Linked DNA regions of Homo sapiens: region 1 is linked to region 2. Evidence: read pairs that join two places in POLR2A ChIA-PET (ENCODE). Cell type or tissue: HepG2. All regions are shown on one strand.

What was found. Peaks named below come from ENCODE experiments on the same cell type or tissue, not always from the same donor. Only the 100,000 strongest peaks of a DNase experiment are listed, where the experiment ranks them.
Region 1: POLR2A ChIA-PET joins it to region 2 with 9 read pairs; 1 of 35 experiments calls an interaction of 5 or more read pairs at or near these places.

Annotation. Positions count from the first base shown.
Region 1 is chr3:151,176,163-151,180,162 of GRCh38, forward strand. The region is part of intron 11 of MED12L (mediator complex subunit 12L); the gene reads left to right. Among named protein-coding and RNA genes, the nearest start is that of GPR171, 25 kb to the right of the region's middle. In HepG2, no CTCF peak of the experiment used is centred here; DNase peaks (open chromatin) are centred at 12 and 2,309.
Region 2 is chr3:151,628,790-151,632,789 of GRCh38, forward strand. The region is part of intron 1 of LINC02066 (long intergenic non-protein coding RNA 2066); the gene reads left to right. Among named protein-coding and RNA genes, the nearest start is that of MIR5186, 65 kb to the left of the region's middle. In HepG2, no CTCF peak of the experiment used is centred here; DNase peaks (open chromatin) are centred at 1,452 and 2,482.

The DNA.
Region 1 (4,000 bases), 450 kb before region 2:
GGACTCAGATTTGACCTAGTAGCTTTGAGACATTTGACAGTTATTTAACCTTTAGACTTTAGTTTGCTCAACTGTAAAATGATAGGATTGTCATTAAAACATGAGAACAGGGCATACTGTATAACAAACATATATACCAGCAGTAATCACTGTTAATTTTGGTCCATATTTGGTTCACTTTCAAGAGTTATGTTGTGGCAAGAGGTCCATTACTTGCCTAGGGAAAAAATACGTTTCAAATATCTTTTGGAAATATAAGTATGGAAACTTTCATAAACATATATGAACACTTAACTATAAAGGTTGGAGGACATAAATGAAATTGCTCTATGCATAATATTCTACAGGATTTTTTTTCTTTTACTGCTTAATATTGTTCATCATTTTTTTCTTGTTTATTTTTTTCTGGTCATGGTGCTCCACTCTTTTATTACTTCTAATAAAGTTTTCCAGTTAATTATCTGGGTGGGTGGGGGTGGGGCATAATCCTTTTATGCAAACTGTAGTGACACATTGCCATATCCTTTCAGATATTTATTCCTGTCTCTTCTCATTGGTTAACACTTTCAAAATGATGCTAAGTGATAGTGTTGAGGCCAGCAGCCTGAACTTATTAAATGAGGAATGGGAATGCTTCTAGTGTGTCACACTTGGTCAACTGCGGAATTAAGTCAGTTACTTATATTAATTAAGTGCATCTGTAAACTTTCTCCCCATCTACCTTGTTTATTCCTTTGGTTTAATGTAACACAGTGTATTACTTTTACTCTTTGATTTAAAAACAGTCGAACCTACTCTACACCAGGCACCGTGGAAGGTGCTGAAAATAAAACCGTGAAAATGACAGTAAGTCTAGCATGTGTTAGAGGCAGAATAAAGGGGATTGTGCTCTAGGTGATATCATATGAGCATCTGGAAACAGAATAAAGTCTTTGGTAATTCACTCCTGTGGTTTTATTTTCTGTGTATCAATTAGATTAGAAGTCCAGCTTGTCCCTAGAGAGGCAGAAGTCAGGGCTGGAACAGAGGGTGGCAATGGCTGGCCGGAGTGGTGCTGGGCAGCAGGGATCCTGGGCCTTGTGAGCCACTCAGGAGACTTACATGTAACGGTGATCCTCCTTTTATAAGTAATCTTGATTTACCCGTGATGTGAGCAGCAGCATGGTATAGCAGAATGTATGGGGGCTTTGGAATTAGGACAGCCTAGTGCTGTTTTCTAGTTCTGTGCCCATGACCATCTTAACTTCTTTGAACCTCAGTTTTCTTATCTTTGAAATGGGAATAGCAATACCTGCTTTCAAGTTTATTAAGATTAGAGATGATGTGTGTAAAATTTCCAGTACTTGCTCAATAATTTTTGTTTTTGAGACAGGGTCTCACTGTCGCCTACAATCATATCTCACTGTAGACTTGAACTTCTAGGCTCAAGCTCTCTTCCCATCTCAGCCTCCTGAGTAGCTGGGACTACAGATGTACACTACCATGCCTGGCTTTTTTTTTTTTATTATTTATTTTAAATGGGGTGTCACTACATTGCCCAGGCTGATCTTGAACTCCTGGCCTCAAGCCATTGTTCCTGCTCGGCTTCCCAAAGTGTTGGGATTACAGGCATAAGCCACTGCACCTGGCCAATAAATATTTTTTAATTACTGCTAACTACCTGTAGTTGGAAATTTAAAACTGTTAATACTATTATTGCCATGATTATGTGTTTTAATTTATGCCAGGGCTGGGCCTATAGTTTGTTATTTTTTCTTTGACCTTAACTTTATATGCCAGGGTTCAATTATTCCCTCCCCTCAAGCCTACCTCTTGTTCTTATGTATCTCATTCACCTGTTATTTAAAGCTAGGGAGGCATGCTTACATTGTTCAACTTCTTACTATTCGTTAGAAAGTGCCACAAGAATGGCTTGAACCTGGAAGGTGGAGGTTGCAGTGAGCTGAGGTTGTGCCACTACACTCCAGCCTGGGCAACAGAATGAGACTTGGTCTCAAAAAAAAAAAAAAAAAAAAAAAAAAAGAAAGTGCCAATATGAAAAGCTGCCTGTTTCTGCCCCATGAAGACCTGAACCCTCCTTTGTAGTGTTTGGAATGAAGTACTTCCTTTTGGTTATTCTCAGTGGTGCACCTCCAGGGTGGTACCTGAGCCTTCCTAGTGTATATTTAAAGCCAAAAGCTGGAAATCTAATAGCCACAAAGCTGTGTTGTGAAATGTGCATGTTACATAGGAGTAAATATTCCAGCTCAAAAGGGAGCAGAATACTCTGAGGCTGTGTAAGCATTGAGGAGGGTGGAGTCAGGAGAAGCCAGAGGTGCTGGGGGCTCACACAAAAGGCCATTGTGTATTGTGTACGCTGGAGGGAAGGACAGAGTTACCTACCCAGGTTCTTTTGACACACAGGTTTTGCTTTACCTGTTTGGTTCATTTCCACGAGTTATGTTGTGGGAAGAGCTCCATTACTTAGCTGAGTGACCTTGGACAAGTTATTTGCTATCTCTATGCCTTGCAGTTTCCTTATTTGTAAACTGGGGATAATATAACCAGCTTATAGGTTGTAAAGATTGAGAGAAAGAATTCCTGAAACACATTTATTGCAATGTCTGACTGTAAATTGGGTAGGCACTCAGTACATGTTAATTATCTTTATTACTACTACCTGTAAATTTGGTAATCTATCATCATTATTGATTTTCAGTGTGATTAAACCCATAACTTAATCTGCAAGTTATTTTATATTAAATTTTCATTAGAAGCAACTGAAAAGATTTACATGTAACATTAAGACTTTCAATTTTTTATTTTTATTGTGTCTGCTATCAGTCCTATGACTTTAGTCCATGACTAGAATAAGCAATAAATACTGTAGAAAACCTATTCTAAAAATGAGTTTTTGGCTGGGCGTGGTGGCTCATACTGGTAATGCCAGCACTTTGGAAAGCTGAGGTGAGCGGACCACCTGAGGTCAGGAGATCTAGACCAGTCTGGCCAACATGGTGAAACCCCATCTCTACTAAAAGTACAAAAATTAGCCAGGCGAGGTGGCACCCACCTGTAACACCAACTACTTTGGAGGCTAAGGCAGGAGAATCGCTTGAACCCAAGAGGCAGAGCTTGCAGTGAGCCGAGATTGTACAACTGTACTCTAGCCTGGGTGACAGAGCCAGACCGAAAAAAAAAAGGGCGGGGGGTTAATCATAAGAGAAACATATACTTTATTTGGTCAGGGCTGGTCTAGACCTTTGGCATCTGAAATGTTTTACAGGACATTGCACCTAATGAGTACCTGATGGAGTGAATTTTGTTTTTCTTATGTCCAAAGAATTGCCTGAAATTTTCACTGCCTCTCACAGCTCCAAATGCAGACTATAACAATAAAGCTGAGAGGATGGGGTACTGTAATTACCCCAAGAAGGGGAAGGAGCAGTAGGGGTACTGCTCCTGGAAGAAGGAAAGCATGGTGAGAGACACTGTCTGAGGGCTGAGAACGACCCCTCTTGGATAGGACTTGGGATTTACTGCTGGTCATGCACCATTGACCTTCCTTTTCCTGTGTTCCTTTGGAAGCCTCTGCCATCTGCCCTTATCTGTATGTCTTTAATCAGACATTGAAATCTGGCCCATTAGCCTGCAGAAAAAATGGAAATAAAAACAAACCAAAAATTTTCATAGTTCCATTGCTGAAGACATTCAATCTGAGAAGTTAGTATAAGTCATTGTAAAACTTCTTTGATAGTATCATTTCTTTTAAAGTAGGCGCAGAAGCTGTCTATTCCTTTATTCCCACCACTCTAAATATCCTAAGGAAAGGATGGCATCACTTGGCAGGTTTTATGATATTTAAGAAATAGTGGACATTGCATTCTTGGTATCTAGCTAGTATTGGAAAATATTTATTGGTTAAATATAAGATTTTGAAATGCATAACTTTTTATAGGCATAATTGATAAAAGGACAAGAAAATTTTTGTGCTGAAATTTTCTATTTTTTAAAAGCTCAG
Region 2 (4,000 bases):
TATTGCTTTTTAATTCACTCTCTACCCAGTATTTAACTGAAACTCTGACTTTCAAGGAAGTGTTATCTGTTATTAACAGACGTCAGGGTATAACAAAAATAAATTATTTTTATTTAGTAGTTTAGGTAACTTCCTGCCTTCAACATTTAATGCTTTGTTCAAACTTCTATGTAGAGAAGAATCTAGTTCATAGATATTTTTCATAATGATCATTCAAAGAAGTGGTGTTCACAAATCGGTGGTTATCTCAATTAGCTACCATCTTCCTCCTTTATGAGCATTTCCCTTCTCCTTTCAGACAGAAATAATATCTCTCTCCTTGGTGCTCCAACAGCGCTCTGTGCCTCTTCAATGGCAAAGCTGCATTTGCTTTGTCTTCTTCCTTGGCGGCTATAGTTTTGATCTAGACTGTAAATTCCCCACTAGACCATAAGTTCCTGTATCCTTCATTTGTAATATCTTAACAATATTCCAAGTATTTATTAGCCTAATTAAATTTTATGTGCCGTATTTTTAAACCGTTTCAGAGGAATTAATTTTAACAATGACTGGGTTATTTTGGTCAGATAATTCGTGAATAATAAGGAACATTAAAGCACTAACTAGTCCTGGTAATGGAGAGGCAGAAGGAAAGAATTTGGTGCTGGACCTAATGGCTGGAAGAAAGGATGAGCTGTGGAAAGGTTTTAGAAAGGGCTGCATAGTACATTTTCAGGTTTTTATTTGCTAACTCTTTTTCAGCTATTAGGTTGGTGCAAAAGTAATCGCGGTTTTTGCCATTGAAAGTAATGGCAAAAACCGCGATTACTTTTCTGTTAACATAATATTACAAATATGAAAGTGTGGATAATCAAAATAGAGCTATAAACAATTTGATAGAAATTAATTTCTGAATCATACCTTCCTTCTCTGCTGCGGATACATAACAGTTGGTAGAATTTATTTCTGTGGGAAAACTTGTACCTATGTTCAGCCTGTGACATGAAAATCTCAGGTACTGCATCAGCAATGCATCATCATCTTTTTCTTTCTCCCATTTTTATTGCTTTTGTGATCCTGTCCTGAATTACTGGCAATGCCTCGAACAACTTTAAGTCTCTTGCCGTAACTTGGACTTACGTGCTACAGTTAATAAAAAAGTCTTTAAAGAGCATTAAGGTCTTAAATAGCAAAAGCATTTTGATATTTCAGGACTATTGCTAACCAGGGGAATCAAAGAACATATGGCAAAAAGCTGTGCTTTTTCACATTCTGAGTAGGACGGGGCAGGGGAAATTGTGAAGAAAATGAGATAGGCCTGAAGACGTCCTGTGATTCCCTCCCTCCTGGCAGCCCAAGTGGGCCCTGGAACTCCCAGTTACTCCCCAACCCCCACCCTCACAACAGCATCCTCCCCAATGTCTTTTGGTCTTAGAAATAGATCTGACAAATATTTCCACTCTGAGGTATCCATGTTAAGGTCATGATGTATAAACACGATGAGGGAGTGAAAAGTAAACAAGCAAAGCTACAGAAGTTTTAAACCAACAAATGAGCATCTAATTGTGGAATGTGGGGCACTAAGAAGCTGGTTGAGGGAGAATTTGGAGAGTGTCAGTTCTTCCTATAAAAGGTTACCCTAATCCTAGAGGATAATATTCTGATCTTCTCTGAAGAAAGTATACAACTTACAAGAAAATTCAGAGGGCATCAACTCCACCTGGAAGAAAATCCAGCTGTTTTTAAGTTCTGATGTTTTGTTTTGATTTATCATTTTTTCCTTGCCAGTGATTTATAGTTGTAGAATGTTTAGAATTGGGTTAATGGGTACAAAAATTCAGTTAGATAGAAGGAATACGTTCTAGTATTTAATAGTACAGAAGGGAAATTATAGTTAATAATAACTTATTTATATTTCAAAATAGCTAAAAGAGAAGAAGTGTAATGTTCCCAACACAAAGAAAAGATAAAAGATAAATGTTTGAGATGACAGATATCCAATTACCATGATTTAATCATTGCATGTTGTATACATGTATCAAAATATAACATGTAACTCCAAATACATACAAGTATGATATATCAATTAAAGAAATCCAAGAAAGGGGTGTCTCCATTTTTAGGACAGTTCAAACCAAAATGTTCTTCAGCTGAAGTTGTCTGCTGTGGTGGGGCTTGGGGAGAGACTAGACTGCAGGGAGGAATGAGCCAGTGGTGGAGGTGGGGGGATAGACAGGAAGCTATCACAGGAGTTCTCAGCTGGGAAGATGGAAGTCAGCACTAGGAAAAGTCACAGGAGGATCAAATTATTCTCTTCACCTATCTCTGGCTCCTCCAGCTGCCCCCTTCCATCAGCTGGTTTCCACAAATAACTGGCCCTCTAGAATCTTACTTAAAAAATGTTCTCAACAAAGGGTTCCTACTCCCACTCACATTACTTTGAAGAGATAAGCTGGAATGTTTTACAAACAACCAGCTGAACAGGTTGAAAGAGCAGATGTTAAGCTGAAATGTTGCAATGACTAGTTTTGGTTCTTGGAACACCAAACACTAGATGACATCAAGTGTGTATTTTTAGCCTTATTTATAATGTGACAAGTCACATTTCACTCTCTCCTCATTGTCAAAGGCTATTTCCAAAGGATTACGAAGGAAGATCTGACTTGCATTAAAGCTTCTTTGACTTTGAACACAGCACATGTTTTCCATAAGGAAATCAATAAAATCTGAGAGTAGAACTTGAATAATATATTTCATTTCTAATGCAGCACTCACCTAGATAATTTATAGTGTCTCATTTTAAACTTTGCAAAATCACTTGGATGGGTTCTTGTTCTTCTAGTTTTTTATAGTTCATTAATTCAACAACTATTTATTGTGCACTTGCCATATAGCATAGGGACACATATATTCATAAATTGTTGGAGATAAACAGATAGCTCTGATGAACTTCATACTTTGAAGGAGGAGACAGCCCCATGAAGAAACAATGAGAAATACAGTCTGATCATTAATATAAAGAGAGGTGTGAACAACATGTGAACCTGGCTTTTGAAAGGAGAGGCAGGAGGAGCCAGGGAAGGCTTCATGGAGAAATCTGGTTTTGAAAGACATAGAAATGAGATAAGTGAGCAAAAGAGGTTCCAGGTTGAAGGGCAATGTGTGCAAGCCTGTACCTCATATTCTAACATCACAGCATATGTACGACACTGTATCTAGCACAGTTGTACATTGTGTCATCAGTCTGTACAATATGCTTTTGTACTTGACTCTATAAATCATGAAGCTTGACAACAGTGGTGCAATTTTTTTGTTGTTATTGTTTTGTTTTTCTTTTTTCCTTGTGGTTAAGTTGGTGATCTCAAGCTTTAGCCTGTGAATGAATCAACCTGATTGATTAAACATGGGTGACCCGGGCCATATTCCCAAAGACATGATTCAGTTGATCTAGGTGGGGCCTGGGAACCTGTATAGTGTTTTTAAAAGCCCTCTAGTGATTTTAATTAAGAGCATCAGAAGATCATGCATTGAGAAACACTAGATTAGGGAGGATAGAAAGTAAGGAATTTCTGTTTCTTTTTTAGGTTTTTATTTGCAGAAGGAGAAAATGAGGAAGAGAAAGGGTTGGTAAACAGTGTAGGACAAAGGAAAACAAAAGTAGCTGAGAGAGGAATTGAGAGGTGTTGGCCAGTAGGAATCTAGGTATCAAGAAGATAAGCTGCTGATTGTCAGCGTTTGGGAGGGAGATTTGCACAGGAAGGTACACAGTGTGAGAAAATAGCAATAATACTATGTAATGTAAAAATCTTAACACAGAAATGGGCTGCAGCTATGCCAAGATAAAGCATCCTTTTACAAATATAGTAGAGAACTGTGACTGATGACAAAAATAAAAGTTGGATAGATTGTGCTGATAGTTTATTTGGATATTAAATAGAAGGTTGGCCTCAGAAAGTTTTTTGTTGTGTTCTGGCACCATCTCTGCCAATTGTGTTCTGGAAAATATCTCTTCGTGTTTATT